Regions from separate parts of the Mus musculus genome. Here regions 1, 2 and 3 are each linked to region 4. The links are chromatin loops, found by intact Hi-C in ENCODE. Cell type or tissue: left cerebral cortex. All regions are shown on one strand.

Evidence for each region. A loop is a pair of places that touch in the nucleus more often than their neighbours do. Peaks named below come from ENCODE experiments on the same cell type or tissue, not always from the same donor. Only the 100,000 strongest peaks of a DNase experiment are listed, where the experiment ranks them.
Region 1: it touches region 4 in a loop (2.1-fold over the local background); 9 of 42 quality-filtered maps call a loop at or near these places.
Region 2: it touches region 4 in a loop (2.8-fold over the local background); 2 of 42 quality-filtered maps call a loop at or near these places.
Region 3: it touches region 4 in a loop (2.5-fold over the local background); 2 of 42 quality-filtered maps call a loop at or near these places.

The regions. Positions count from the first base shown.
Region 1 is chr10:7,897,117-7,905,116 of GRCm38, reverse strand. No RefSeq gene overlaps it. Among named protein-coding and RNA genes, the nearest start is that of Gm24726, 53 kb to the right of the region's middle. In left cerebral cortex, no CTCF peak of the experiment used is centred here; a DNase peak (open chromatin) is centred at 3,986; H3K27ac peaks cover 1,251 bases.
Region 2 is chr10:8,237,004-8,245,003 of GRCm38, reverse strand. All of the region lies in intron 7 of Ust (uronyl-2-sulfotransferase), which reads left to right. The region is part of intron 2 of 4930573G07Rik (a long non-coding RNA gene); the gene reads right to left. Among named protein-coding and RNA genes, the nearest start is that of 4930573G07Rik, 32 kb to the right of the region's middle. In left cerebral cortex, CTCF peaks have their summits at 2,462 and 4,535 (motif pointing right); DNase peaks (open chromatin) are centred at 2,447, 4,563, 6,232 and 7,633.
Region 3 is chr10:8,223,471-8,231,470 of GRCm38, reverse strand. All of the region lies in intron 7 of Ust (uronyl-2-sulfotransferase), which reads left to right. It overlaps 4930573G07Rik (a long non-coding RNA gene), which reads right to left. Exons shown (of 3, transcript XR_003948827.1): 2 at 1,132-1,233. Among named protein-coding and RNA genes, the nearest start is that of 4930573G07Rik, 18 kb to the right of the region's middle. In left cerebral cortex, a CTCF peak has its summit at 3,480; DNase peaks (open chromatin) are centred at 1,177 and 3,327; H3K27ac peaks cover 637 bases.
Region 4 is chr10:7,951,494-7,959,493 of GRCm38, reverse strand. Tab2 (TGF-beta activated kinase 1/MAP3K7 binding protein 2) reads left to right here and starts at 3,371. Exons shown (of 7, transcript NM_138667.3): 1 at 3,371-3,693. In left cerebral cortex, no CTCF peak of the experiment used is centred here; DNase peaks (open chromatin) are centred at 3,579, 4,121, 4,356, 4,616 and 3 more places; H3K4me3 peaks cover 3,359 bases; H3K27ac peaks cover 2,340 bases.

The sequences.
Region 1 (8,000 bases), 54 kb after region 4:
GAAGGGAGCTCTCATAGTCAGACTTGGAGACAAGCAAAGTCATGTATGTCTGCTGGCGTCTTTGACGTGCTCTGTGTGTGAAGGCCTACCTTGAGTTTTTGAAACCTAGTGAGAGAAATTTTTTTCTTTGCCAAAGAATAGGAGGAGGCCTGAACAGGACAGTGTCTGGAAGCCAACTTTAGAAATGACAGGAGCATGTGCCACCACCCTAAGACACTGACGCTCTATTCCAGGTTGAAGGAACTCGCTGAAACCTTAGCCAGGGCCGATGAGGTGGCTCAGCAGGCAGAGTTGAGTCCCCAGAATCCACATGGTGGGAAGAAATGACCAGTTCCTGGTAGTTGTCTTCTAACTACTCTACGTGGGTATGGTGTGCTCATAAGCACACACATCCACATCCACACAAACATAGAGTTCAAGGTAGCAGCTGCCTTCTGTTACCATGTCTAACATACAAAGACCCACGTTGTAAGTTTTTGTAAACAAAAATACATTTTTAAAGTCACCATTTTTACTTTTTATGTCTTCTTTTCCAGACAGGGTTTCTGTGTAGCTCTGGCTACCTGGAACTCACTTTGTAGACCAGGCTGCCTCAGCCTCCTGAGTGCTGGGACGAAAGATGTGCGCCAACACAGCCCAGCACTTTGTAGCTTTTCTATACAAGGTCTTGCTGCATAGTAGCCTAGGCTAGCCTTAGGCTCATTGTCCTGCCTCAGCCTCTCAAGGCCTGTGTGCACTGTACCCAGCCATTTGCCTGCTTTTAGTCCATGTAATGTGTGTCTGGGTGCAGGGTGTGTGAGTAGTGCCCACGGAGACTAGAGGTATTGGGTCCCCCAGTGTGAGCGCCCTGAGGTTCCTCTGCCTTGCAAGGCCTTTTTCTCCACAGCACAATTAACACGTGAGATGCCCTGCATTTTGATTTTGTCAGTTACCCTAAAGACTTTTGTTTGTTTTTGTTTGTCGAGGCAGGGTTTTTCTGTGCAGCCCTGGCTGTCCTGGAACTCACTCTGTAGAACAGGCTGGCCTCGAACTCAGAAATCCGCCTGCCTCTGCCTCCTGAGTACTGGGATTAAAGGCGTGCGTCACCACTGCTGGGGTCTACGGACATTTCATTTCTGTGGATCACTTGGTGTTTTAGTCACGGAGACTGAGGTCCTCTCAATGTCAAAGGTGGGTTGCTCTTCAGAGATTGTGGGTGGGGAGGGGTGTACATGGAGGCCAGAGGACAGTCATCCTCCAAGAGCTGGTTTCCTAGCACTAAGTGTGGGCCAGCACACCTAGATGCCGGGTGGAGTGGGGGTAGGGGCTGAAGTTGGGTTCTCTTAGGGAACCACATTACCAACAGCTGTCCTCCAGCCTGCTTTTTTACAGAGATATTTTTTAAATTTTTTTTAATGTCAGGGTATGCGTATGGGTGTGCATACATGGGATAATGTAAATGTGGCCTAAAGATCATGTGCATGTTTCTGTTGCTTGTCCAGCTGTCTAGGAAGTATGTGTTTTATAACAAAGTATAACAAATTACTTCTCCAGGATGACAGATGCTGTATTCAAAAGACACTCTGGGGATTGCCCACTTGCACTTTCGTGTGGCCTAAAATCCAACACTCCCTTGCCTCTCGCTGCAGATTCCCTCATCTCCTTTCTCTGCTACAGACAGCCCCACCTGGGAACCTAGCCGCCATGGGTTCATAGGCTTGTAACTGGCTCCCCACTCCACGCCTGGGACTTAACCTGTTCCAGCATTGTAGTACGTTACAGAAGAGGCAGAGAGAAGAGCCAGAGAGAGTGCCTCGTCTGCAGGTTCCTGTCTTCGGGGGTCCACTGGGCTTGCCTTGCTACCTCGGCAGGATCAATTCCATAAACGCCTCTCTGACTTCTAAGTCGGCCTTGTCGCTTCCCTGAGAGACCTTGCACATCTCCACCTTTGCCTTGTCTGCCCTGGCTCTCATTCAGTTTAACCAGTCAAGGACAGGGCCAGGATTGTGAAGTCACTGGGCTAAGGAGATGGCTCAGCGGGTAATGCCAAGCCTGGGGACTTGAGCTCCATCCCTGGGACCCACATGGTGAAAAGACACACTGACTCCCCAAAGTCACTCTGACATCCCATGTGTGAGCACACACACACCACATAAAGTCACTCTGACATCCCATGTGTGAACACACACACCACATAAAGTCACTCTGACATCCCATGTGTGAGCACACACACGCCACATAAAGTAACTCTGACATCCCATGTGTGAGCACACACACACCACATAAAGTCACTCTGACATCCCATGTGTGAACACACACACCACATAAAGTCACTCTGACATCCCATGTGTGAGCACACACACACCACATAAAGTCACTCTGACATCCCATGTGTGAGCACACACACACCACATAAAGTCACTCTGACATCCCATGTGTGAGCACACACACACCACATAAAGTCACTCTGACATCCCATGTGTGAGCACACACACACCACATAAAAGTTTTTTAAAGTGGGGAGGGCCTTCTATATTGCACCTCCCCTCATATCCCTGAAGTGTTCTGACAACTTTATGTACATGTATTCTGATAGAGTACACACACACACACACACACACACACACAAGGTAAGATGTCAGCTGGATATGTAATCAGTGATGTGCCCACCAATGCACAAGACCCTAGATTTATTCCCTGGTGGAATAAGGGACATAGAGACTGATAATTGTTGATGGTGGTGATTTGGGGGGGGGGGGGTTCTTAAGTTTTCTGAAGTAGGGTTTCTTTGTGAAGCCCTGGCTGTCCTGGAACTCACCCTGTAGACCAGGCTGGCCTCAAACTCAAGAGACCACCTGCCTATGTCTCCTGAATGCTGGGATTAAAGGGATATGCCAACTATTTCTGGCAATGGTGATGACTGTTAATCTGAAAGCCAAGCAATGTTTTCAACATCTATTCAACTTCACCAATGAGGGCAGCCTTGGAGCTTCATGTATTTCCCCATAGTAGCTATCTTATAAATGATAGGTTTCCAGGCTAGACCACTAATGGAATGCCGATATAAGTAGAGTGGGATCCATAAGTGTAAGGATGGCATTCACCAGTAGTTAATAATTAGTAATTATTAGTTAATTATTAGTAATGTTATTAGTTACACAGCTTGTGTTGGTGAGACGTACGTGCCTGTGGATACTCTAAAACATCACAAGACGCCATTTGAAATTAAGGTCCCTAGGTTTTGTTACGTCAAATTGATTTTTATTTCAAAGCTGGAAATTGGCCTTTTTAAAGAGAGGGGTAAAGAGAATTAGAACAGAGAGGGACATGAGAGGATATTTTTACAAAGAAGACTCACTGGTCAAGAAAAGAGAAGAAAAAAGCTTAATGTCAAGTGTATGATAACCCTGTCATTCCTGTGTCCCAGGAAAGACAGAAAGATGGGTTTCAGACAAAAACAGCAACCACGAGTGTATTTGTACATTGAGTCCATGTAACCAAGACTCCATGTAATATGTGACATGAAACAGGCCTGTGGCTTATTATAGCAGTTGGCTTGAAGTCCTAATTGCTACCTTTGTGGTTTCACTAAGTCTTTGCCATGGCCTTGTGCTAACCTGCCATCGTGGTCTCGGAACAGGGCAGCACGTATGCCTTGTGAATCTAGACAGCCAAGCTTTACTGAGCTGATGAGAGGCACAGCTGCCAGTTCCCTGCATCGAAGAGGAAGTGAATTTTGTCATGGTCCTGAATGACCCAGAATGTAAGTCGCTACATTTCTAATGACCAGAGTACACTGTTTTTAGGCTTTACTCCTGCATCCCCGTTAACTCCAGCCTGTCTCCTCTCTGTCCCTAGTCAATAATGCACTTGTCAGAGAGTGTGCTGGCTTCCTGTTTGAGTTCTGAAAGCCCAAATGCAAGTCTCCAGCACAGAAACCTGACAACCCTAGAATTCGATTCTGGCAGAGCGTTGGTGTGCCTAGCAGTAACCATTCCCTGAGTGGGATGTTTGATTACATAATGCCTCACTGGCAGCTCCTCCAGGTTCTAATAGGCACGATACTGAGAGGCCAAGAAAACGCTGCCTTTCATCCTCAAAGAATATAATTGAGTGGTAGCGTTTTCCTTCTTCCTACTCTGGGCAAAGCAACTATGTCTTCCCTAATACAATCTGTTCTCCATTTCTGAGGGCCCAGCTGTCCCTACTATACCTTAGAGATTACTGCTCAGCAAGGGAGTCGGTGTGCTGGTTTACTCGGGAAACAGGCTGTGGCTTGGTTTCTGGACTTGCACACACTGTGTGCTTCAGATTCCTTGCTAGAACATACAGGAGCTGTTCCATCAAGGGGTCATCAAATAGTGGTCCGCCTGGGCCCAGCTGACCTCCAGTTACCCTGTCTGGTGGCTGTCTGTTTCTGTTTCTTTTTCTTCTTCATCCATACATTTGTCTCCAGGCTATTTAGTCATACATCTAATGTTTTCAGTTAAACGTTACTCTTTTTGGTGTGAATATTCCATCCTACAGGGGTTCTCATCAACATATCTCTCGGCATCTGTGTCACCCACAAGAACCAAGCACAGAAAGTGGCACTGCTTCTCATATCATGTGCGGTGAGTGACAGTTTGGGCCTTGATGCTGAAGAAAGAGCTCTGCATCTGAGTTCACTGTGGGGTTTCTCACCTGGCAGCTGTGTCCAACCCGGGCCTGAAAGGCCACATGAACCCCAGGATAACTAAGAATGGCAACCAACACAAAACCATAAACTTACTCAAAACATTAGGGAGCTGGTTGGTTGGTTGGTTGGTTTGTAACTCAGTTTTGAAGTTTCCAGACGTGAACTTTGTAGATGACATGTCAAGATGCTGACCACTTAAGTGGCCATGATCTCAGCTGCTTAGCTTGGTAGTGAAGGTGCCAAGCATAAGTGACACATTCCACAAAGTTCTCTCTCACCCAAAGCAATCACATTGGCAGACAAGCTGGGCACGGACGGGAGCTGCGTTAGGTACTGCTGCCTCCCAAATATTAGCTCATGTAATCCTCAGAACTCAAAGAACAGACATCATGCAGAGTTGAAATACGGAGGGACTGGGATCACAAAGTATAGCACCTGGGCAAGAGTTGAAAATCAACTGGCTCCACTCATGCCTTCAACAGCTGTGAGGCACTGCCTTTGAAGAAATGAGAGGTCGCCGCCCGAGAGGAAGATGTCAGCTCAGACACAGACTCACACAAATGTCAATGGCGGCTTTACTCATAGTTGCTAAAAACTAGAAATAACCAAATGCCTCCATCAAGAGGCAGGTGTAGATTCTGGAACATCTATACACTGGAATGCAGCTCAGTACTACAAGGGCAGAGGCGGATGCAATGTCGATAGGTCTGCAGTGTGTCGTACTGCATGAAGGTGGTCAGACACAGAAGACCCCATCTTGTCTGGTATCATCCGCAGGAAAGACAGAAATGTTCTACAGTGACAGCAAGCTGAGGCTAGAAGACGGGACTTGCTGCAGAGAGAAACACACAGACTTTGGGGGTGATTAAAATGGGCTACATGCTCACTGTAGCAAGGTTATATATGAGGAGAGAGATACTCACTGGCCCTTAGCGATACTCACGGGCCAGTGAGTTCTGGAGACCTGAAGTCAGTCTCCAGTACCCCCATGGCAGAAGAGCACTGACTCCCTCGGTGATGTCAGAGTTAGGGTGTCCATTGCTGTGAACAGACACCATGACCAAGGCAATTCTTATAAAGGACATTGAATTGGGGCTGGCTTACTGGTTCAGAGGTTCAGTCCATTGTTGTCAAGGTGGGAGCATGGCAGCGTCTAACCAGACGTGCTGGAGGAGCTGAGAGTTCTACATCTTGTTCCAAAGGCATACAGAAGACTGGCTTCCATGTGGCTAGGAGGAGGGTCTCAAAGCCCACCCTCCACAGTGACACACTTCCTCCAACAAAGCTATACCTTCTCCAACAAAGCTATACCTCCTAATGGTGCCACTACCTGGGCCAAGCATATACAAGCCACCACTCAACACACACAAAGTACAATATTAAAAAAATGTAAACTTCATGGAGGGAACATACTATCCTATATAAACTATATAGTTCGCATGAGTATATCTTTTCATATAGAGTCCATTCCATGTGCTTTAACACAATTAATAACATTTCTCACAGTTTTAGAAGCTTGGGAAAGCCCAGAAGCAAGATAACACTTATTCAAGTTGGGTAAAACTGTTACAGAATCAGACTCTTCCTGCCTTACCCTCATAGGGGGGACGTCAGGCTTCTGGGCCTCTTTATATTGTTTTACTCTGTTGGTCTTCCTATGTAGCCCAGGTTGGCCTCCAACTCACTATCATCCTTAGCCTGCCGAGTGCTGGGATTATGTGTTTCCGATCCATGCCCCTTACAAGGGTCCACTCCCATTCACTCAGCCCTGTGACCTAATTACCTTGCAAAGGTCCCTCAGGAGCCCTGGTGATCAGATTTCAAAGCCTGACTTACAATAGAGACACAAACATTAATCCATAGTGTATAGAAATTTAAAACCATAAATATTTGTTTAAAAGAAGCTTTAGCAAAAGAAGTGCCTACTATGTAGAACAAACACCCATGAGAAAAGCACCTCCTTCCCCAAGGGAGGGAGGGCTCAGAAGCATACAAGTCACCAACCAGAGATCCCATAGGAGTCAGAAAATAGAGAATAAGGCCCCATCCAATGGACAACTAGAAAGTACAATCACCCTCCTGCCGAGGAACAACCTGATCTTTACTGTCGCTAAAATGTCTTATGTAAAACTTCACTTGAATTAATAGTACATAATAGTACATAAACCACTACACACACACACACACACACACACACACACACACACACTATGCCTTCATGAGTTATATCCAGTTTCTGGAACTGTCCACATGAATACTGTAGCAAATACCCAGATCCCTGATCTCCTGGAACCTTAGGCTTCCACTCACACAGGATTGCTCTTTTAAATCAGGGAAGGAGCCTCATGACCCCAGTGTAAAAAACACTGTTTTAAGTTTTTCTTTCCTGACCCAAAATCCTGTAATGACTACTCTAAGACTAATTATTTATTATTAAATGCCTTGGCCATCAGCCCTGGCTCACTCCCTGACTAGCTCCATTCAAATTACTCTGTCTACCACTTAGTTGCTTACCTCTCCTCACTCTCTGCCCCTCTTCCTTCGAGTCTTCCCAGCCCTCTCAGCATCTTGCTCCAATCTCCATCTCTCTATGCATCTCCTTTTATTCTCTCATTGTTTCCCAGAGTCCTCTCTGTTCCTGCCAGTGTCCCACCTACTATTTTCTGCCTCAGCTCGTTGGCTATTGGCTTGTTTATTGACAGGTGATGCTTATTACAGACTCTCACCACAACTGGGCTCATAATCCTACACAGCCAGCCTTGGTTTTTGCCAGGGGTGGGATATGAGAGATGCTCTGGGCCAGGCATCAGGCATTCTCAAAGTTTGGATTCTCTTCATAAAGCTGTTCCTCACCTTTGGCTCTTCTGTTTCCAGAGTCCTTCCAAAACACAAAAATTGGTCAATTTTCCTATAGCTAAAATACCATCAGCTACGCTCCCTAAATGATAGCCTGGAGGCTGCCCAGCAAGTTCCCAACCATGATCAGATGGTTCAGATCAGTAGAGAGCTATTAAAAACGATGAATTCATGAAATTCTTAGGCAAATGGATAGAAATAGAAAATATCACCCTGAGTGAGGTAACCTCTTGCGCGCGCTCGACTGGCCAGGAAGAACGACGCTGCAACAGGATCCTTCTGCACACGTTTATTGGGAGAGCTTGATTGTAGAGGCGAAAAGACTTCGAGCCCAGAACTGGTGCTGCTTTTATAGGCCTAGGAGGGGCGTGTCTCACACCCGGATTGGTTATACACTAAGCCTCATTTGCATGTTCCTCATCTGATTGGCTACTCTCTCTCAGTACCTTACAGAACCTCATTATCATACCTCATTTGCATGTCTCAC
Region 2 (8,000 bases), 290 kb before region 4:
AATGAAAATCTAATTTATCTGCATGTAAGAATGTGCCTGAAAACCTAAAGGTGAGCCCTGCTGAGAGCCTTCCTATCAGAAAATCGGTTTGAAGAGCTAGACGTATAATGAGTCTTCAATAGCTGGGCTTTGGAAGTAGAGCTCCCTCTGTCCTTCTGATAACAGACACATGCAGGAGTTTACCGAGTCTATTGAATGGGAAGGGTGTCAGCATGGTGCTGTGTCTGATGACTGCTCTGTGAGACACTGTGAGCCTCCCTCTCTTTGTGCAGCCCTAGAGAGGGTTTACCCTACATTAGAGTCGTAAAGGAAGACTTCAGGCATTCTTATGTGGACCCGTCCTCTGTCTGTCTGTCTTGGCTCTCTCTCTTCCTCTCCTCCCTCTTCCTCCCCCACCCTCTCTTTGTAAGTGAAGGAAAGACAGGAGAAAGAGAGGAGGTGGGGATAAAGAGCTGACTGAATCTTGGTGACACATATTTATCCAGACATCTGTTAAATGGCAAGATATGAAGCCATTTACATCTGTTTTTAAGCTGGACAGTAGTAGCGCACACCTTTAATCCCAGCACTTGGGAGGCAGAGGCAGGCGGTTTTCTGAGTTCGAGGTGAGCCTGGTCTACAGAGTGAGTTCCAGGACAGCCAAGACTACAACACTGTCTCGAAAAACAAAAAAACAAAACATCTGTTTTTAAACACATATAAGCCTCCAATGACAAGTGTATCCAAAGGGGCATGCACCTAGCTGCTGCTTGAATTAACTTTCTATTTTCTTCAGCTAAATGGATGGCATCTCTGAAACGGTGGGCCTTGACCCCACGATCTGTAAGCACACTCACTAAAGTAGAGGAGACCTGTGAAGATTGGGTCACCCTTAGCTCTTTGACCTACAGCTACCGTCTTCCCACCAGTAAATTAAAACTCTTTCCCTTTTGATTTTGGCAGTAACGATGTGGTAAAGTCCTCAGGAGGAGTCAGGGACATCTGGTATTCCTGTGTAGTAGGATGAAAAGCTTCCAGAAGCCTGGTGCAGCTGCTCCATGGGGTTACGTGGTGTGGTACATCGAATCTGTTTTCAGGATGCATCTGGGGTGCCCTAGCTCTTTTCCAAGAGCAAAGTGATAAAAAAAAAAAAAAAGAATAATTCCTGGCACAGAAGGGGTTCCCAAGACCCCTGCTGTCTGTTCTAAACTCAGTTACTGAGTAGAGATTGTGGCAATACAATTTATGACCCCAGATTAGCTCTCTGCTGATGTGAAGTGTGTGCATGCATGACCAAATGAACTTCGGACGGAGAGTTCAGCAACTTCTGTGTACTGTGGTGGCTTGGCATTGTCTTCTGCTATTCCCTTACAATGACGCCGAAGGCCAAGGGAGCAAACGGTTCCTCTGTCCTAATAGTCTCCGCGTCCCCCAAGGTAGAGGATGTGGGTTAAGCAGAAACTCCTGACCAACCTCTTGTTCTATTTAGACTTCTGCAGACACAACGTGCAATATTGCTCTGTCACCATGATGCATTGGTGGGTTAAAGGTCAGACAGGTGAAAGGGCGTGTAGCGCTCTTCTACCTGTCCACACCAGAATGCCTTGTTCTCGTGGACGGCACACTAGAATCCTGAAGCTTCCCCGTATGCAAGAATTCTAGGGCTGATAGCGCAATTCGCTGGTCGAGCTCTTTCCTAGCAGGCCTACAGCCTGGCTATGATCCCCAGATCCTACAGTCACACTATTCGCGTTGCCTCAGCTGTCTGCAAGCAAGAAGAGAAAGAGCCAGTGGTCAGCCCTCCTCTCTTTACTCAGTCTGGGACACCACCCCACAGGATGGTAGCGGCCACCAGGAGATGGTTTTCTCTCCTCCATTGAACCTTCCAGGAAGCACCTTCAGAAAACACCCAAACGTATATTTTCATGATGACCCAATTCAATCAGGTTTACAATGAGATCATCACACACCCCTTCTTCTTTCTGCTAAATCCCCATGATCTTTACTTTTTACCCCTGCCCCCTTTGAAAGAAAAACAGAAGCCAACCTAGAGAAGTCTATAGTCCCTCTGTACGAAGCCCCTTACGATGAAGGGAAGAGAAAGACCGCGGTATTTCTGAGCCATGAATTTTAATGTGTCTGTGTCTCCTTTCCTCAGCTCCCAAGCCCTGAAATGTTGGTTCAGTGGGAGAGCATTTGCCTACGATGCTCACAGTGCTGAGTGTGATCGCCAGTGCCACCAAAGCAAGCAAGCAAGCAAACCTAGCATACTGTGAGCTGACAGAAATTTCTCAGGCCTCATTTTGCATGCTAAGTTGCAGGGATTGATGGTAACAGCTAAAATAAATAAGCAAGTTAATTTAAAAACAAAGAGCACCTGACTATATGTAATAGAAGCAGTTCTGGCGGGACCAGTAACTGAGTTAGTCTTGTTCAATAGTAACCAAGTTAGTATTGTTCAATAGCGCCACCTAGCTGGTGGACGGAACTGTGTGGCCTGGTGAAACCCATAACTTTCCTTCTTCAAAAGCTTGAGAACTCACGTGTCCTCTCCTTTTACCTTGTGTTTGAAATGCTTTCCATTACTAGAATTACTTCAGTATTCATCTTCTTGTTTCCATTGTAATTATAAGCCCTGGGGCATGATGGGAAACTCAGTAGGCATTCAGGGGAGGCTTGGGGAACACAGTTGGCAGCCATCAAAATAAATTCCAAACCATCTACTCAAGTACTAACCTCGCAAACTAAGTCCATTTACAAGGGGCTGTTTTAGAAAATATGTTCGCACGTTTTACAGGTAAGGATGACAAAGGACACGTCAAATGTTGTGCCAGCTAGATTTTTTGCTTGTTCATTGTCTATAAGTGACCGCTAGACCCCCACCCCACCCCTCAAGGTCTTTGATCAGTATTACAGTGTTTGTGAGTTAATTTGCATTGCAGTATTCAAATGAGAGCATTTGCTAGAAGTAACAGATGCATAAAAGAAAATTTTTAAATGGTGTACCACACCATTTAAAGTCTAGTTTTTACCAATCTAGAAATTAAAGAAAAAAAAATCCAACAGAATTAAAACAAATACTGAATGAATGCTTGGTTTCTATATAACCAAAGTCATTCTTGAAGTCTGGAGAGATGGCTCAGTAGTTAAGAGCACTGAGTGCTCTTCCAGAGGTTCAGAGTTCAAGTCCCAGCAACTACACGGTGGTGTACAACCATCTGTGATGGGATCCGATGCCCTCTTCTGGTGTGTACTTATAAAATAAATGAATAATAATTATTTTTTAAAAGTCATTCTTATGAAAGAGTGCTAACCTGAGCCAGGAAGCTCTCCTGGCATATTCTCTGCCCTGGGTCAGATGTGTAGCCTGAACAGTGACATTCTTACTGTGTGACCTTCAGGGTTTGTCTCGCTGAGATCTAAGGTCTCATGCGGTGTGCTTTTGAGCTCCTTGTTCAGCCCCCAGTTCCCACAGTCCTCTCGTAGTCCTGGGTAGTCCACAGTGCCTTTTGTGTGGTGATGGAGATCATCCATCTGTATCTGCAGCCTAGAGAGGGCTCACTGTCCAGAATTCTATCTTCCTTGGGGCTGCTGCTACCAGGGTGATCAAGGCAAAGATCTCCCTGCTGGTCATTTCTAGTCTTCATTCTCCATGCCATCTGTGTTTATCGTGGTGGTTAACTAAAGGTTGTCAGAAGGCATGGTCACTTATTAGCAGTATGGCCATGGCAAGGTACCCACCTGAAGCCTCAGCCTTCCCCGTCTGTATAATGTGCATAAATGTTACCTATCTTAAAGGGGCAGAATCCATAGTCCTTAAGATATATTGAGCATTCAGTGATGAGCTATCATCAGGCATAGCTGTGAAAAAACATGACTTTAGATTTCGCTGTAATCTCTATAGCCAGAAAAGGAGGGAAGCGTGAAGGAAGGCAGAAGATGAGGTGTGTGTGTGTGTGTGTGTGTGTGTGAGAGAGAGAGAGAGAGAGAGAGAGAGAGAGAGAGAGAGAGAGAGAGAGGTGGGACGAGCAAATGGGCAAGACTAAGAGAAGAGGAAAGGAGGAGTGTCATCTTAGCTCATCAGTTACAGCTGATCTGTGACTATGGCCCTTCTGCCGTGAAGACATTACACTTCTCTATTTCTGTCTTAGGAGAAGGGGAAGCATTCTCTTCCGGGGAATTTTGTGTTTCTCAAGGGAGACCCTTAACTGGAAACACTGCCACACTGACATGCCTGATCAGCAGATAAAGAGCACATATCATCCAAGTCAGTAGGAACTTGCTTAAACTGTCTGAATTCTTACCAGAAATGTCCGAGAGTTAGGACTTTGAAATGAAGTCCACCATTGAGATTTGACTCGGGACCAGTTCCCCTTAACTGGTGCTGAATTTTGGGTCTTGCGGTGTACCTGCCATTTAATAGATAATGCATGCCCAAATGCAAATATTTATTACAATGATGATGATTTTAATGAAGGGAGATTCACGGTTTCTGTCTTGCTAGTTTGTTTTCCATAGCCAAACATCCATCAGAATGTTAAGGCACTGTTAGCCTTTCTCCAGCAGGGGGCAGCATTGCTCTATTTTCTCCAGGAGATACCCATGGTTTCCAGTCAAAACTCAGCCCCTGCAGAGCAGAGGAATCATCCTTACTGTCTGAACATAGATATGCGAGCCCAGTTCAAACAACCTGAAATTTCACTAACTTTAGACATCTAACTTGCATTTTATGGGAGCCACTGGTATTGGAGGTGTAGGAGTTCACAATCAAATATGTTCATCTCCAGTTAGTCTCTATGTGATGTTTATGCACACATGTATATGTACTGTTAGTTCAGAACACACCTATCTACAATTCTAAAATACCCATATTAAACAGGTGCTGCCTTTCATCTTTCATTTCCATTTTTATTTCATATTTTCTATTGTTGCTGACCTAAAACAAAAGCTTTGAAAATTCCTGGAACCTTAAAGTAATTTAATAATGCCAGAAGAAATTAATATAACTTCAGAAGCCAATGAAGTTCTTTAGATAATTATCATTGCTGATAGTATGACCCCTCTCTTCTCATGCTTCATCTCCTATCCATAGTCTCCAGATAGTTTTCACTAGCTCAGTCCTAAGCTCAGATTCTAATAATATTAACAGTGGATCACATGTGGGTATGTATGTGTGCGTATTTGTGTGTCTCTGTGTGTGTCTTTGTATGTGTCTGTGTATCTGTGTATGTCTGTATGTGACTATGTATGTATGTGTGTCTGTGCATGTGTATGTCTATATATGAGTGTATGTGTATTTATGAAATCTGTGTGACTGTGTATGTACGTGTGTGCGTGTGTATGTCTGTGAGTCTGTGTGTGTGAATGCCTATGTATGGGTCTCTGTGTGTTTGTCTATATATGAATGTGTGTGTATGTCTATCTGTATGTGTCTCTGTGTGTGTCTATATGAGTGTATATGTCTGTGTATATGTGTATCCTTTTGTGTATATATATATATCTGTGTCTACGTGTGTCTATGTGTACCTATCCAAGCTCAAACAAGCAGACTCATGATCTATCCTTTCTTGAGTATGGTCCTGGATCACAAACCTGCCACAGCGTCTAAAGAGGGGTCATGTGCATCGAATTTCAGAAGCTCACACAGCTCCACATAGCCAGCCTTGCTGGGTTTTGAGTGAATCCTCTAAGGTGAGGAAGCAAATCTTCTTTCCCTTTCCTAAACAAGGATCCTGGCTTTAAAGGGGCCGTAACCCTCGCCCAGTCAGCGAGTCCCATGTACAGTGCTACGACCCCAAGTAACAGAGGTGACATTCAAGCCTGAGTTCCCAGAACCACCACAAAACACCACAAAGCCGAGTCCTTCTAAAAAATCCTCCTCACCATCACGGGCTCATGGTTGTTACGCGTTCACGGTGTGTTTCCACTGAAGGCGAAAGCTTGAAGACAAGATCTGTAAATGGTCGCAGTCAAAGTAAAGTTTATGCAAGAAAACCACAAGGAAATCATAAGGTCTGAGGGTATAGTTACCTGGCAGCATGAAGCCATGGGTTCGAGTCCTAATACTGGAAGAAAAGTAAACAAGAAAGAAATGTCCACAGGTCACCTCTGGTTAAGCCACTTTGAAAATGTGGCACCTTCTGATGGCCGAGGGAGATAGAGGGAAGTTCTAGATCCTAGGTACAACCGATGACGCATCAGTGGCTGTGGGGCAAAGTGGAAAATTCCACTGCCTGGAAGAGCTTCTCTGCCTTTGCTCTCAGAAGCCTGGAGTGCTATATTTAGAGAATAGATTCCTGCAAGGGCTGATGGGACCCTGTAACTGCAGCCTGGCACCCCAATACAGCTTATAGGACTGTTATCTTATGTGCCTGCAGTCTCTATGCATATGTTAGGAAAGCTTAGATGAGAGCCTAACTCGGGCACACACATACACACACACACACACACACACACACACACACACACACACACACCACACTGGGGCTGGGGGGGGGAAGGCAAGTTTCCTCTCTCTGTGTGTTTTATCTGCTTCCTCTTGTTGCTTGTTTTATTGGAAATAGCACCGACCATGACTATATTGTTTTCAAACCTAGTTTTCATTTGCTTGTCTGCTGCTCTTGCTTTAAGGCCGTTCTTCCTCTAGGTTAGAGTGTCTTCTGTGAGGTGTCTCTACAGTGATGGCGACACAGAGGACTCAGCTGAGAACATTGATTTTTCTAATAATATTGAACACGTTAAACATGTGTAGATATAAATCTAGATATCTGAATTCTGCCAGCCCTGGGACAGGGTGGTGTGAAAAATAAACCAAGTACAATAGCATCCCTTAGTCTGGAGTCACATGACTCCAGTAGGGGTATTCAGGCCCTGGCTTAAAGGTTGTGTAGGAGTTTGTCACATGGGTGTGGAAGCCTTCATGGTATGCAAAACAGAGCAGGTTACTGCAGCCTGCAGCGGCTCATGCCTGCTGGTCCTGACTCCCCGAGTTGAGCCCAGAGTCCTCTCAGGTTCAGTGACACTTCTCTTTGCCTCAGTCTGTACAAGGCCACAGCATCTACCCTTCCTGTGATGTAACATAGACCCATGTCATCCACACCAGTCTCGGGTGTGCTGCCCTGCCCGCTTCCTATCCTGACTGGAGAGGCTCTCGCTTCCTTTCAGTGCTTGGGGGCAATTCCCAGTCTTGAGCTTTTGCACCCAAAGTTCTTCTCCCTCGATGTCCTTCCAGCTTCTCTGCCTGCACCCATCAGTTTCTGTGGGCCTGGCAGTGACTTCTGGGATTTCCCTCTCCTCCTCTAGACGCCAGCCAACGACCTCCAAAATTGCCATGCCCAGTGGTGAGGGAATTGAGGATTCCCTAGCTGCTCCCATCCCTCCCTGGCCTGGTCCTCTAGAAACCCTGGGATCCTCTTCTTAGACCACTTTCTTCTAACCCATCCTTCATCCCTGGGCCTTGATCTTTTCTGGGTCCCAATTTTCCCTTACAGAGAACCCCAAATGCACACTCCACCATACCTTCCAAATTTGCAGTGTTCTGGGAAAGTTTCCCCGTTTATGAGTCGTTTCCCCTAATGAAAGCTGTCTAATGGCAGAGAAGTGGAGGAGATAGCAGCCATCTGTGTTCTGAGGTTATTTTCCTCTGCTTTAGAATGTAATGGCTTCCACCCCAAGTTGTTTTCAATCACACTGACAGTCGCATGCTTTGCACTGCGTGAGATGATGACCAAGGGATGACTTTATACCTCATACGTTACAATTGTAGACTTCCCTGCTCATTTACAAAGCTGCCCCACTTCTAAAGCATGAGCCAAGATTAGACCTGACCCTGGAGATGGGCAGCTGATATTAATAAGGCCTTCCTAGTCTTCTACCATTCATGGCCTATGCCACAATGCCTCTACCCACCCAGGATGCAGATGGGGCTCTTGACAGAGAACTTGAGGACTGTCTCTGTACTCTGGGCTGTGGCTTTACCCCCTTCACTGGCTCTGCATAGAGATCACATCCAAGCACAGAGG
Region 3 (8,000 bases), 270 kb before region 4:
GTATGGACTTTTTATCATCATTACGAACGTGACTCTCCTGGCACTGTGTTTACCACCTTGTGCTGGTTTCCTATTCAGAGAGATTTAGAAGAGCTGAAGCTAAGACCCAGGACTGTGGCAGCGGGGAGTACAGGCTCTCGTGGGGCTACCACTTAGGGCCTATTTTGAACTTTGTTATTTCTTCTGAAACTGGTTTAGAAGGTCCTCCTAGATTATTTTCCATTTTTGTTGTTTTCTGTTTGTTTGTTTGTTTGTTTGTTTTGGGTAAATTTTACTCCTTGCTAAAGAAGTAGTGAGAACCAAGGAAAAGGGGATCACTGGTTCACAGGCATACTTTAGAGTAGCAGGTTGTCTCTGAGCAGATGGGGCTTTTACATCTGTGATATCCTGTGAGAAAACCCTGCTAATTAAGGGGGAAGTCTGCCATTGTCTGGATAGCTAGCCTTCCAGAGCTCAGTGCTATCTGGAGGACACACTTCATTGACCTTTACTGGGGAGTTCAAAAAGTCCCCACATTGCCTCTACATGCAGAATGGCACATAACCTTAGTTAAATTACAGGTTCAACTTCTTTTCTCCCAGTAAGAATCCATTCAGCTAGCACCTGAGATTCCTGAAATGCTTTGCCATGCTAATGCTTATAGCCTAAGTCTTTGCCCATCCTGGATATTTCTACCCCCACCACCTCCAAACCCCCCAAGTTATATAAGCCTTAAAAACCCAAATAAAGTGAATTTGTCTCCCTGCAGCTGGTCCCGGTGTCTCTTCTTCACCATACCTACTCACAGGGCTTCCAAACACAGCCCTCATCTGTTGACTCTTTTCTCTTTGCTCTCATAGACAGATATCAGCCGACAATCCCTGAGGGCAGGGGGAGCCATAATATCCCAACATTCTAGAATTCTAGACACAAGAATGGCAAACAGAACACTTACTCAGAAGTACATGTGGATACCAGGAGGAACCTGGGGACACTGACTTCTCCTCTGATTGGCTGTGTGCCCTGGGAGGGGACCAGGAAGTACTAGGAAATCTCACAGTGTCTTACTTCACAAAGCTAGCAATCCCTGGGAGAATAGAGTGGGATCTTGGGAGTGGAGGGACTCCATCCCAGCTTCTTCTCCGTGGTTACCTTCTGAGACTTCATGCTTTCATTTAAGGAGGTGCAGATGTCCTTCCGGCCCATCCCTTTGCAGTCACCCAGGCTGGGAAGCTTACAATCTTTTGATTATACCTTGAAAGAAAAATGAATGTTCTCAGAAATCTGCTCAAGAACTTTCTGGAATCGTTCCCTGCTCTCCATAGAAAACACAGATGCCAGATTGCTAGGCATGTGGCTGTCAACAACTCTTATTTCCTCCAGGCCACTGTCAAGAATTATGTGATAGAGATTTTTTTTTCTCAAATCCATGCATAGCTTTAGTGCATCTATAATACAAGGGTCTGGAGTACATCTTCACAACACTATTTATGGATCAGAGTCCTGTTTGGGGGAGGGGAGAGCAGAATTCATGGGTAATCAAGTCTACTCAAAGACCCCTCTTGGTTGGCAATATGCATGTTATCTGTTAGCATAGGCTATCCCAGAGCAGTCTGTTAGTCGTTCAAGCCAACCTCTATTAACCCTCCTACAGCCTCTGACAAAGCCAGGGCTAACACACCCTTCAGTTGGCCTTGCAGTAGCTGATTCTCTGGAACTCTGGTTCATTTGACCTTGACTTTGACACTCTATTGGGAAACTAAAGATATCTTTCATAAAGTACTACTTCTATCTCTGAACTTTCTTCTCCTAGCCTTGGATTTGTAGATACAGAGATCAGACACAGGCTCCATAGCCAGTGTACTAAGATTTTAACCTATGGTTTCTAATTCTTCCTAATTTTTATTTTTAGTTACATTACTCCTTTATTCATTCATTTAGCATCTGTGTGCACATGTACTCATTCTGGTACATGTGTGGAAGCCAGAAGTCAACTAGTGAAGTCAGTTCTCTCCCTCCATTACATAGATCCCAGGAGGTGGACTCAAGTCATCAGTCTGGGCTGTGCTCTCTCCCAGTTCTTAGCAGCTGTTTAACCTTGGGCAAATTCCTTAGTGTCTCTGAGCATCTGTTTCCTATGAACAAACAGAACAGATAACCTCAGAGATGTCAGAAGGAATGGTGGCAATAATGACCTTATGTTGGTAGTAGATTACCCATTTGATGCCTCCTGATTTGAGCATCTTGGCTCCTTGGTTAGACTTGGTAAGGAATTCTTTTCCTCTTGTGTTATTTTGAAACTCACCTTTGAAAGTAGTAACTGGAGTTATTTTCTAATACAAATTCTGAGGTCACATGAAGTTGACTGACCACATCCCATGGCAGATCCCCATTTGCTCTTGTTTATTTTAAAAATAAACCTAGAGTAAAAAATACATGTACCCCCGATCTCAGATACAAATTGAAGCCAGACATTATTTCCACACATCTGTGAAATGGAGCAAGCAAGCCAGTGGTATGACATGGTGCCTAATGCTTAACCATGTTTTACTAGTCATTGCTAAGGCTGAATTAACGGTGACTTGGAGAATATGTGACAAATGACGCTGTCATGGTAGCCTCTGCCTCTTTAATGTTCTCCATCAAGGATTCTTCATGCTCATGTGAGGTAGTCAGTTAGAGAACACATCTTCAGAAGGATTTATGGGGCATTTTAAACACTCAAAGTCCTGGTTTTCTGAAATCTAATCTTTTGTGCTCTCTCACCCACTTTTCGGGCTGCATGTTTCAAACTGGCTCAGAATTTCTCCTTAATAATTCTAGCCCTTGAGAGAAATTCAAGCCCCAAATTTCCACTTGCAGTGTGGGCACCAAACTTTGCTTAGAGAGCAACATCAACCACCACAGAAATGCAAACCCTGAGGAAATCCATATTCATGCAGATGGATGGGGGAGGGGCTGTTGCAAAAAAAAATGGCATTTTTCTGAAGTTACCATGTGCTTTCATTACTTAAAATGATCCTCAGGGTCATCTGGAAAAAATAAACATGAGAGACCGAGATGGCCAGTGATTTTTCGTTTCTTTCTTTCTTGTTCTCTTTTTTTTTTTTAATTGAGAAGAAATTTTGCCCTAGAAGATTCCAGAATACTGGAAAGCTCCTGTTTTAAAATACTGGAGGGGACACAGGCTCCAAGGGTGAGCAGAGCGAGGCAGATGGCCATGTGAAAGTGGTGCCTGGTACAGTAAAGAGCATCCAGCCAAATGAGTAAACAAAGAAGAAAAACACATTGACTAATTGCTCTGAGAACGAGTCCTCTCATCCTATGCCAGGAGCCTTAACTCACTCCAGATGGTCCAGCGCTAGAAGCTCTGAAAATAGAGCGTTAAAAAAATACACAAAAGTATAAATGACAATTTTATTTTGGTGATGGGGTGATGCTAAGTATTTGTTAAGCAGAAAAACAATATAAAAAGGAGCCAGCAAGATGCTCCAGTGAGTAAAGACACCTGCTGGTAGGCCTGATGACCCAAGTTCAAGCCCCAGGACCCACAGAGGAAGCAGAGATACAGGAACCAACTCCTACCGGTCATCCTCAGATCTCCATAGGTCCCTCCTCCACTATGCATATGCATAGATGTGTATGCATATAAGTTTATGCATATGCAAAATAAGGAAAATGAAAATTGAAAACATAAAACATTTTTTTTTTTTTTTTTTTTGGTTTTTTGAGACAGGGTTTCTCTGTATAGCCCTGGCTGTCCTGGAACTCACTTTGTAGACCAGGCTGGCCTTGAACTCAGAAATTCGCCTGCCTCTGCCTCCCAAGTGCTGGGATTAAAGGCGTGCTCCACCACGCCCGGCCAACATAAAACATTTTAAAAAGTCATAAAAGACATCTACATATAAAGAGAGTATTTTAACTGGGCTTCCCATTGCTGTGAAGAGACACCAGGACCATGACAACTCTTATAAAGGACAACATTTAATTGGGCCTGGCTTACAGTTTCAGAGGTTAAGTCCATTATCGTCATGGTGGAAGCATGGCAGCATCCCGGCACACATGGTGCTGGAGGAGCTGAGAGGTCTACATCTTGACCTAAAGGCAGCCAGGAGAAGATTGTCTTCTGCAGGAGAGGACTGGAATTCCACACTGGGTGGGGCATGAGCATAGAGACCTCACAGCCAACACCTTCATTAAGGCCACACCTCCTAATAGTATCATTCCCCATGGCCCAAGCTTTCAAACACGTGAGTTTGTGGGAGCCAAATCTATTCATGCCTCCACGGAGAGTAGCATTTATTTAGCATGTTTAAATGTGTGTAAGTAGCAGTTATATGTGCAACTATGATGCATGACACTGTGTTCATATTGATCGTATTATTAATATATGATCTTGTGATTCTAAAATCATTAACAGATAAAGGTAGAGAAAAAGTCAGGTACTCAATAAGATACTGAATAATAATCCCAACCTCAGTAATAGTATTCTTCACTCAGCTTCCTTTTACTATTAAAATGACCTGAGATGGCCAACTACTAACAAGTACAAAGGTTTGTTTGGGCTCAAGGGTTTAGCCTAAGATCAGATATCAGACGGGAGGTGTTAGCACATCATGGCGAGAACACCTGCAGAGCAAAGTGGGTCACCTCATAGCAAAGAAACAGAAGAGAGAAACAGACTCCCATTGGCTCCTGAACAGCACACACCCCAAATCCTCTCTCTAAGCCAGTGGCTCTCAGCCTTCCTAACGCTGTGACCCTTTAATACAGTTCCTCATGCTGTGGTGACCCCAACCAAAAAATCATTTTTGTTGCTGCTTCATAACTATGATATTGCTACTGTTTTGAATCATAATTAAATATCTAATATGAAGGATATCTGCTATGTCACTCTAAAAGGGGTTGTGACACAGATTGAAAACTGCTACAGGCCCTCCTCTTTAAATCTTCTACCTTTTCCTTTTAGCACAGGCTGTTTAGAGAACAAGTCATAGCAGATATTCACATTAAGAATGCAAGCACATTGTCTATTAAACTGTTATTATTCATTATACAAGTGACTGCTAAGCAATATAGAAGTCCCTGAAGGGAAGAAGGCAAGAAAATGCCAATTTAGTAGCCCACTATACAACCTGGGGGAAAAGAATATGGATATGTATATTACGTATACATATAATGTACAGGTGTATATTAATATACATATTCAGAATATGTATATTAATAATATATTACTTAATTGATTAATAATAACTTATTGCTAACATTGTTAGTTTGGAGTTTTTGAGATGGGTTCTTATGCAATCCCAGCTGGCTTCAAGCTCAGTATATAGCCAAAGAAGTATAGAATTCCTGGTCCTCCTGTCTTCACCTCCTAAGTGCTAGAATTACAGTCATAAGACACCACTCCTTGCTAAAAGTAATTTGATGCTGTATAACATGAGCCTTCAAAATGTCTATAGCTGGTCAACTGATGGAAAAATCCTGGATCTTGATTGTGGCCCTGGTGGTTGATGATTATAACAGCTGTGAAATCTTATCAAATTGTATTCTTGTGCTGTGTTTATAGCACATACACATATCTTTAATATCTTAATTTATTCAACTTCTTGATGAAAAAATACCCGTATACCATAAGCCATTCAAATCAGATAGATAGATAGATAGATAGATAGATAGATAGATAGATAGATAGAGATAGAGAGAGAGAGAGATAGATAGATAGATAGATACATACATACATACATACATACATACATACATACATAGAGAGAGAGAGAGAGAGAGAGAGAGTAGATGCCAGTTGCATTGAAACTACCATGATATTCTCATTATAGCTTGCAATTGTAAGGCAAAACCAGATTTAACTATCCAACAATAAGAGGTTGGGGGCCAGAGAAATGGCTCAGTAGTTAAGAATACATCCTGTTCTTCTAAAATATTTTAATTTGATTCCCAGAGCCTACTCAGAGGGCTCATAACCTGTAACTCCAGCTGCAAGGGATCCAATGACTTCTTCTGGGCATCCATACACACACACACACACACACACACACACACACATACACACACACACACACACACATACACACACACACACACACACACAATGGGACAGTGGTTAAGTAGATAAGATGCTCCAGTGTGAAGAACATCACACAAGTAAACTAATAGAGCATGCTTTCCAAAGCACATAATAACATGAGTGGGCATGGGACATGTGCTGTAACAAGAAGCAAGCGAAGAAAGGACAGCAGACAGTACTTATAGGATGGTGCCATTGCATTTGAGGAACTGTGTAAGCACAAGACAGTGATAAAGTTGACATACCTCAAAATGCTTGGACAGTTAGTCATACATATGTTTGTATGATAAGGTTACCAATAATTCTTAAGAACATTTCCAACTCATATCATAAACACACTGAATGTTAAAGGTGGGGAAAGTGTCTTAGGTTCAGGAAAATGATTGAATTTTCTAGTCAAAGTGACATGAAAGCAAGAGGAGAAGGCCCTGGGTCCCTTGAGCAATGATAAGGCACCCATTATTCTGTCCCTTCCCTGCCCCTCTAAGCCCCTGCATGGTAGGCAGTGTTGACCAAGAAGGCCAGAGAAGAGCTCAGTCATTCAGATGCCAGCCTGGGTTCGACTTGTGGTTTGTCCTGCTGCCAGGTTCTCTCTCTAAAGATTACTAACCTTGCTTCCACAGTGTTTCTTTTGTCCACCAAGGGGACTGCCAAGTTCTTATCAGTGGTCCTTTAAAAACCCACTGTGAGATATATGTGCACCAGCACATACACACAAGCAAATATGCACACAGTCCTTCCTGCTCGGCATATAGGAGGTATACAATGTAATAGCTATGTAAGTTTCAAGCCCTGAAAAACTAGCATGCTGTCTCTCTCTAATCTCTAGTTATATTGACATTATCTTGCTGTGATAAAGACCAAGCATAAAGTCAAAAAGCTTGACCATTCGGAGCAACTGCACAGATATATTGGATGGTTTCATTATATGAGGGAACACATAGATCATTTCCATTAGTGCATAACTGCCCTTAATTGGAGAACAAAATGCCTTAACTCTTTGGCAGCTAACGTGCTCACCTTCTAAGATTAAAATACCAGGATCGTGGCTTAGCCAAACCAGATGTGAGCAGTGCAGCTGTTTTCCGTGTGAGGGCCAAGACTTAAGCATGCATCCTTTATTTGTTTTTAATTGAGTGATTACAGGTGGCACCTAATAAAGTCTCCTTGCCGTGACATCCAGAGGGCACTGATTTATTAGGTTTGGTAGGTGTGGACAGTCCAACTTGTGCTTGCGTTCCATAGCCCAATCCTGTAGGAATGCTGGAATGACATGTGCCTATTTACTGTTCCCGGTGACTGATGAGGCTCCTTGCCGAGAAGAAAACACCAGCATGATTCAGGAGTGAAGTTAGGCCTCGTTGATATCTTTCCATAAAGTATATTTTCAAAATTCCTTCAAAATTAAGTGACCAAAATAAAAGCCAGGAACTTTTCTTTAGATAGAGGTAAGCCACTATCACTATACTCCCTAGAGAATATACGTCAGTATTCCAAGTTTTTATATGGTAAATGACTAATTCTGCAAAAATGCTGGAAATCAAGAGATAAGAGAGAAAAATGGTGTGTGAGGGGGGTTGGAATGTGAGTACCAACATGTGTCCTCCTGACTCTTCTCCACCCGGTTCACTGTTTCTTAAAGATCCAGGAACCTCTGCATCTTAAACCAGAGCTAGGGCAACAGCTGGTCCTGTGTTTTAGCTGGGTGGGAGGCAGCTAAGATGGAGGTCTCGGTTCCCCAGGGAAAGATGATGGGCTTTGGAGTTGATGGGAAGGGTGAGTTCAAAGGCCAGCCTTCATGGCATGATGTGGATTCTACAAGCTGGGACTAGGCAGGCAGCAAGCTTTTCCTTTCATGGTCAGTGAAGCCCTACTGTTACCAGAGCTGTAGGTCCTACACAGCCATATCTGTGGGAAACGGTTATTCTCGAGGTTA
Region 4 (8,000 bases):
TCTTTCTCTAGTATAAACTCACGTTGCTCTCATTGCCTCAAGAACAGGCTAGGCTCAGCATTTGTGGTTTTACGCAGCTCTGCCTTCCTTTATATCTTGTATGCTATAGATACACCAAAGTAAGTGTTTCTCTCACTTCTCTCCTACACTGTTCAAGCTGTCACTGCCTGGAACCCTCTGGCTTCACCTCCACCTGCCACGTGCAGTCTTCCTCTTGAAGCTTGCCCTGCTTCTCCTGTGTTCACGCCCTGCACAGTACTATCTCCTCTCCTATGCTTCTATGGTGACTATCACCGTCTACCTTGTGCAGATGCTATTTATAAAGTGTAATCTCTTCCGCTACCAGTTCTGTGGAACAGCATTTTCTGTGAAGATGGAATGCATGGTTTACTGAGCACTTGAAATGTGGGCAGTGCAACTGTGGGTATGAATTTTAAGTTGATTTAAATAATCACAGGTGCTTGCTCAATCAGAAAGCACAAAACCACATTAAAATGTTCTGAATGGCGAATTGAATTTTATCCAGTTTCCTGTAGCTACTACAAAGAATACTTGGAAGACACAGTCTGCCCTTATTTTCATTAGTCTTGTGGCTAGAGGGGACTATCCACCAATTCTATAAACAGAAATCATAATTATCAACTATATAAAGACATTCCTAGTTATTTATGTTCCAAATCAAATAGACTGAAAATGTTAGAAAACATACCCAGATAAGCCAAACCTCCAGTTTGTTTGTAGGGAGAAAATAAGAGGAGGGACCATCTATCTGGAGCGCATTAAATGCCTCCCCTTGCTGAGCCAAGGAAGCCCCTAGGAGTTGAAAGGCCTCCTCTATTTTGCTGCTACTGCTGTGCTGAGGCGGAAGCCCAGGGCCTCTCACAGGTGTGTGTTCTAGCACTACAATGCATCTCTAGCCCAGGTTGGCTTTCTAAAAGTATTTGTTTTGAAATAGTGTCAAACTTATCAGAAATTGCAAGATCTTTTAGGCTTAAGTGATTTTGAGAACCGGGCAGATGTTACCCGATAAAGGCCAAGCTCATAACCAAACTTTCAAAACATTTTGAGACACTACAAATGCCCTAGATTCATCAAATATGACTTTTAAAATGCTTCTAATTACCAATATTTAAAACTTATCACCACTCTCTGTATGTGTATGGCAGATAGGAAGTATACATCCACACAGAAAAAGCATATAGAATATACATATTTTTTTTTCTGAGCCACATGGGTAAAGTTTTATACATTGTGTTCTTTTACCTCTTTAACCCTTCAGTGTGTTTAAGAATATTGTAATGAAGAACAAATTTCAGAAGGTTAAAGATAACATAATACTTACATTGTCTCTGTAGTCCTAACTTTACCTAACTTTACCCAGTTATCCCAATACAAACTACTTTGTAACCTTTTCTTTCCCAGCAAGGGATCCGCCTTGGGGTCTCATGTCGCATTAGGATGTCATGCTCTTTAGCATCCTTTAATCTGCGATCTTTGATTCTTACAAGATCCCAGAAGGGGTTTGTTCTGTTTTGTTTTTTGTTTGTTTGTTTTTAAAGGCATTAGTTCTTTCATAGAGTTTTCCTCTACATAGCTATCTGGGGCTTTCTCTTCATTAGAGATCCAAGCTCTTCAAATTTGGGCAATGATGTACGATTATATCTTCTCTTCCTTTTCTCAAACCCATTACATTTGTTTATATGGAAAATATATTTCTATTAAAATGTGTACACGTACATTTCAGAAAACAAATTTTGAACAGGAACTATTTTTTTCTTAATCCACTTCTATTATTTCAGCAGTATATGTTCGAATTGTGCCTCAGTTTAAGAGAAGTACTGTTTATTTAATAATTTCTTCAATTTATCTAAAATCATTACACTGACTATGGAAATAATTCCTCAGAGAACTGTAGTATTAGGGCTCAATGGCGTCTGTTACTGTGAATTAATGAAAACAGCATCTACTATGTGAATTATAATTTACTTTTACTTCGAACACAGAAAAAACACTTTTTCAAAGTATATACTTTTACTTTCTTAATGTCAACCGAGAGAAAAATTTAAAAGTTCCAATGTTGTAAATCATTAGCACTCTGACTTCTGGCGGGCTAAAAGTTTTTAAGTAGAGCTAAACCCCAATATTTCAGGTACTTTGTAAAACTGAGTGTAAAAAGGAAGTGAAAGGGTTTTAAGTGTTTAAAAAAGGGGCTTTAAAAACAATAAGCAATAAGCACCTATGGAGCTTATACTGATAACAGAATAATAAAAATAGTCCTTCCGGATTTTTTTCGGTAGTATGAATTTCTTCAAGGAAGAAACTGGCAGCGATATGCACACTTTGGACAGGGTCAAGAAGAAGAAAAAAAAAGCCTTTTTTTTTTTTGCCATATGAAACCGCCAAGATTTTAAAATATTTTACATTGTGAGAAACATCTGAACGTTGACCACCACCACCCAACCCCACCCCACCCCGAGGGAAAACGAAGCACATCTTTAAGAAGATAGAAACCAGAAGTGTCCCCTCCCCCGCGTCTCCCCTCGAAGCTAAAGTGTCTTTGGCTCTGCTTCTAGGTCTTCTAGGAACGTGCAGTTACAATCGCAACGACTCGCTTGATTCTTTAGATCGTTCTCTCTGCGGGCCCCCACTGCTGATCAAGGAAAGTCCAGCGGCCGAGCCAAACTCCGCTCGGGTCCCGCGGCTTCCAGGACGCGTCCCGCACCGCCCGGTCTCCATCCGACCCGCCGTCCCTCCCGGGTCACCCGGTAGCTCGCGGCCTGGGCGCGGCCCGGCTCCAAGGGGGTGTGTCCGGCTCGCGGCCCCGCAGCCCCGCAGGCCCGGCGCTCGCCTCCGCCTCAGGCCCACCTGCCCCGCGGCCCGTCAGGGCCTGCAGGGTCCCGCCCGTCTCCCCGAGCTGGGCCGCCGGCTCGCACGGCTCGCCCTGCTCGCACAGCCCGCCACCCGCTTCCGGAGCCGCGAGGCCCTCGGCGGCGCGCGCACCGCTCGGCTCCTCTCTCTCTCCCTCCCTCCCTCCCCGTCCGAGCGTGAGGGACCCGCGTGCTCCTCCTCAGCCCGCGCCGGGACGCGTCCCCTCCGGCCACGGCGAGCCGGGAGTGGGGACGGCGGCTGGCGGAGGTGGGGCGTGGACAGAGCATCCCCGCCACCCGGCGGAGGGAGGCCTCGTCACGGCCGCCGCCTCAGATCTCGCGGTGTTTGCCGGCCGCCGCGCCGCCATATTGTGTGGCCGTATTTTGATGCGGACTGGGCTGGCGGAGCCGCGGCGCGAGCGGGCGAGCGAGCGAGAGCTGGGGGGGTGGGGGGAGGGCAGGCGAGCGGCAGGGGGGTGGGGGCGGAGGGAGGCAGGGCGGCCGTGCGAGCCGGAGCCGAGCAGCGGGCCGCGGCGACGCCGCCCCGGCCATCGCTTTGATCCGCGGCAGGCGCCGGCGGCGGGGCGCCCCAGGCCGACCCCCTCCCCTCCCCCTCAGCCGCGAGCGGCGGCGGCGGCCGGAGGGAGTTGGCGGCGGCCGGGCGGAGGGGGCCGAGCGGGGAGGGAGGGAGGGCTGAGGTGTCCCCCCTGCCGGGTGGAATCGGCGCTGGCGGCGGCCGCGGTGACGACGGGGGAGACGGCTGCCCAAGTGGGAGAGGCGGCGGCGGCGGACGAGGAGGAGGGGGAAGCCGCGGCGGCGGCGAAGGGTAAGCGGACGGCGCTGCGGGGCCTCGGCGGGATCCCTCCCCACCCCCCACCCCCCCCACCCCCAGCCCGGCTCCCCGCGCCTGCAGCGGCTCGGGGACCGGCTCTGCCTGGCGCGCGAAGCCCTAGCGGGGCGTCCGCGCCTTCCTCGCCTTCGTCCGCCGCTCCGCCCGGGTCCTGCCCGCGGTGGCGAGGCGCAGGGAGGCCCCCCAAGTCCTGCGGGGAGGGTGGGGGCGGGGAGCCTGGGGCCTGGCCTGGGCTCCGGGGCGTCGGGGGAGGGGGACCGGGCCTGCCCCGGAGCCCAGCGCCGGAGAGAGCCGGGGGTGGGGGTGCCTTGGCCCCCGGTCCGCCCCCAGGCCTGTGATCTGGAAGTGGGAGGGAGGGAACCAGACGCCTTTGGGGGAACCCAGGTCTGGATAACGATGACTTCGGGGCCCGCGAGTTAAGGGAGAGCCGGGGAAGTTAAGTGCAGGGTAAAGAGGAAGCACCTCTCTCGCTTTGCTTTCCGATTTTGCTTGTCTGCAGCCTTCTTCCAAATGGGCAGCACGCCCCGCTGTGAAGAGGTTGGGGCCCCCTTAGAGTCCACAGGACTACTCTGATTTTCTTGCCCCGAGATAGTGGTTGGAAGAGGAAGACTTAACAAGGGTCCCTGGGTGTTGCTGACAGGTGACAGGTGGATCTGTCTGTTGCTGATGCTGTAGAATCCTTGGCTCATAATTGTAGGCCGAAAGTGTCAGGGAGCGTGTGAGTTTGTATTTACGTGTTTGGCCAAGTTTCATTCCATATATAGTATATTTGAGATGCTAAGTTTCCATTCAAGTCAGCTTAATTGTTATGGAGGAATTCTTCAAATGTTTCTGATAAGAGGGGTTTTCAGGAGAGTGGTGGAGACTTGCAGCCTCCTGGAGCTTTTATTCGAGTCTCCGTGAAGTTCGGGTTCCCAAAAGCATTGCAGGCTGTTGGTAAATGGGCTTCTAGTCATTGGAAAGTTCTTGGACACAAATGCAGTATTCGAGGCAGCAGCCAGACACTCTAGCTTTGCATCCATTTTGTCAGTGCTGGGTAAGTTAGTAAAGTGCCAAATCGTAGGGTTAGGTTGATTGCCATTTTATAAAAGGAATGGCTTTGTGTCCTAGCTTACTCAAAGGAGATGTTGCTCATGAAGCAGCTTCAAATTTTGCTAGGAATTTCACTGGGTACAAAAGAGGGTTGTTTGTTTTTTGTTTTGGTTTTTTTTTTTTTTTTTTGGTTTTTTTGTTTGTTTTGGTTTTGGTTTTGGTTTTGGCTTTTAGTTATCACTGTTTACCACACTTGGTACAGCAAGAGTTTTGATGCCTTTTCAGAAGCATCCTTAATGTCTTAGTAAAGGTGAATCCATGATTACTTTTAAAACTGTACAACTTGAAACCTTTTTGAAACCATACATATTTCTAATAAATGAACAGTTGCCTTTTCTTTTACTATATGCTTTAGCTAGCTACTTTAATTCCAATCCTTAGGAAAAAATGTCAGATTCATGAGTTGGGTTAGTATCCAGATAGTCCACGAAGGCTTCTGCAGCTTTTAACACGTGTGTGGAATGAATATGTTGAATGGTGGTACTATCTGTGTATTAGCAGGAAATAGAACAAAAATTCCAGTGATTCAGAACCTCTGCTTGCCCCTACACCAGTGTGTAATAGAGAGTGCTTTATGTTTTCAGGCTTAAAGAATCAAACTGAAAGTTGAATATGGCAATTATTATGTTAGCCACTGAATATATGCCATTGCTTCAACTTTCTTTTTGTTTCATCAGATAGCTTTTTCTGAGTTAGAATGGTTTCCAAAGGACACTGGGAAATACCACTATTCAAAATGTTCTCTGTGACCTCTCATAATAGAACCTGTGTTTGTATAATTCATAAGTAGATGAAATGATCAACGGTGCAAATGACAATGCTTCTCAGGGAGCAGACTTTAAGTCAGCTGTGGAAAGAGGTGCTTACCTTTAGCCAAGGCTGTGGTAAGATGTGTAGTTACCACACCTATTTAAGTGAGGCAAATTCTGCATAGTTAGGTGCGCACTGCCCAGACTCCCAATTATGTCCCTACTGAGTGTTTTATGCTCTGGCAAAGGTCTTAACATGATTGGCTTTGTGCCTTGACAGAAATAAAAGTTTTATTCCTCTTTTATGTAAGGAAAATTCCCAAAGAACTGGTTCAGTGAGCCACCTTCATTTTGAGAACTAAGCATAAAGTATAGCAGAGATTGCTTGTTTATGAGGCATGCGGTAGTAAAGCTCCAGTAGGATGGGTTTTCTAACCCTGAAGTTACACACACACACACACACACACACACACACACACTAAATGCTTATTTTTATGAATATCAGGATACTTTAGAAAAGAAGTTTTGCCTTCCTATATTTTTAAAAGTTCCTGGAAATATTTATAATGTAGATTATAAATCATAGAGTAACGTTTACATTTCATTATATCACATGCCTCAGAGAACAGAAGTAATGCTTTTTGTTTTGATTGACTTATGTTGTCTTTCTTTTAATAAGAACTCTTTAAATCAGGATTATGCGATAATAGAGACAGGTGTGCCGAGGAAGATGCTAGTAAAGGATTGGATGAGCAGTTTGCAGGAATATGGAAGTGTGGGGAGTAGATGGCTGCCAAGTATAGCAAAGTAACTGCTGGACTGCATTGAGGAGAGTTTTTTTCTATTGATGGGTGCTCACAAGCTGTGTGTGTCTTCACTTAACACTGTATTCAGATAGTAAGAGATTTGGAGATACTGAAATAAAATGAAAATTAAATATATGTTCACATTATTGACCTCTGGCTTATGGTCCCCTAAGTATTTGCCAGTATTTTAAAATTTTATGTCCAAATTATTCTGACCCTTAAAAAGTCAAGAATACACACTTACTCAGAAAGGCAAGCCCTAAGTACTCCCGGAGTTGCTAGGTACTGTGCATTCTCTTTGGTTAATCACTAAACTCAGCTGTGAGCTTGGTAACAGAGGCCAGTATTAAGGGGAAGACTCTGTCATTTTCTGAGTATCCTCATCTCAGAGCAGCCTGTTTATTACAAGTGGTGCTTTACCCACACTAGTCTTGTTTTTTGAAGGAAATGGGAGGGAATTACATATTTCACTTAGATTTTCTTGACTCTGAGGATTGTTAGCTGACAAGTTGATGTTTGAAGATTTCTGTAAGATATTTTTTAGGTTTTGCCAGTTTAAAAGTACATTAATTCAAAACTTTATGTAGATCCCTATCTCTATCTCCCAGTGGTGTTTGATAAATAAAGTTTTGCTGAATGTGACTATTTTATTGACCCTGTTCATTTTGTTTGTTTGTTTGAGATGGGGTCTTGATTTGAGCGCTGACCTCAATGCAGTGCTTACAGGTATGTCCTTGCCCTCCCTCATATTAATCAGCAGTTCCATTGCAGAAGTTTTACTATACACATAGTGTCCTGGTTAGGAATGAGAGCCGTGCTACTGAGCATCAAATCCCTACGGGGTACCAAGTTTTCATTCACTTCTCAAGTTTTTATTAAGCACTGCTTGTAGTGTCTGGGACACCTAAATCCTGAAGATGTAGTACACTGAACACAGACAAAATTGTTCTCATATAGTTTATAGGTAGAGATGTAATGAGTGAGTAAAATGTGTCTGGGGAAAACACAAGGAAAGAAAGCATGGAGGCTGAGCAGTGGGCATTGTTTGACCTCAGCTCTGCAGCGAGTACCAGTCTTGATTTCAGAAAATAGAACTATCCAGTGACATTTTTTTCTTAGACTAAGAATATCCTTTATAACTTGGAAACAAAATTGTATTTGTGCTTCAGAATTACAAATTGTTACAGAATTTCAATTAGTAGGGATTTCCTATTGTTAGTACTTTAGAAAGCTACTTTGTGACTCAGTAGAAAATTCTGGAATTTACCACCCTTGTTTGAATCCTAGTTTTGGCCACCTTCTACTTTGCCACTTGATTTAGAGCCAGTTAAGACTTCTTAGCTTCTCTGAACCTGTTTTCTAATCTGTAAAATAAATTGGCTAAGGTTTCTGCTGATAAAGTAGTAAATTTAAACACAAGTTGTGAGCAGTAGAGTATGTATACTTTGTGCCATTTTTGTTTTCTGCCTTTCTGGAGCTCTGCAAAATAAACATGGCTGAGTTGGTAATTGCAGCAAGTTCTACCAGCACTGTATGGGCATTGTTAAATCCACATTTCATTTGGCTACTTAGAGCAGCCTCGCCTGTAGTATAGTGTCACTGGGCGCTTTCTGGAGAGTTGGTTTGTGTCATATCT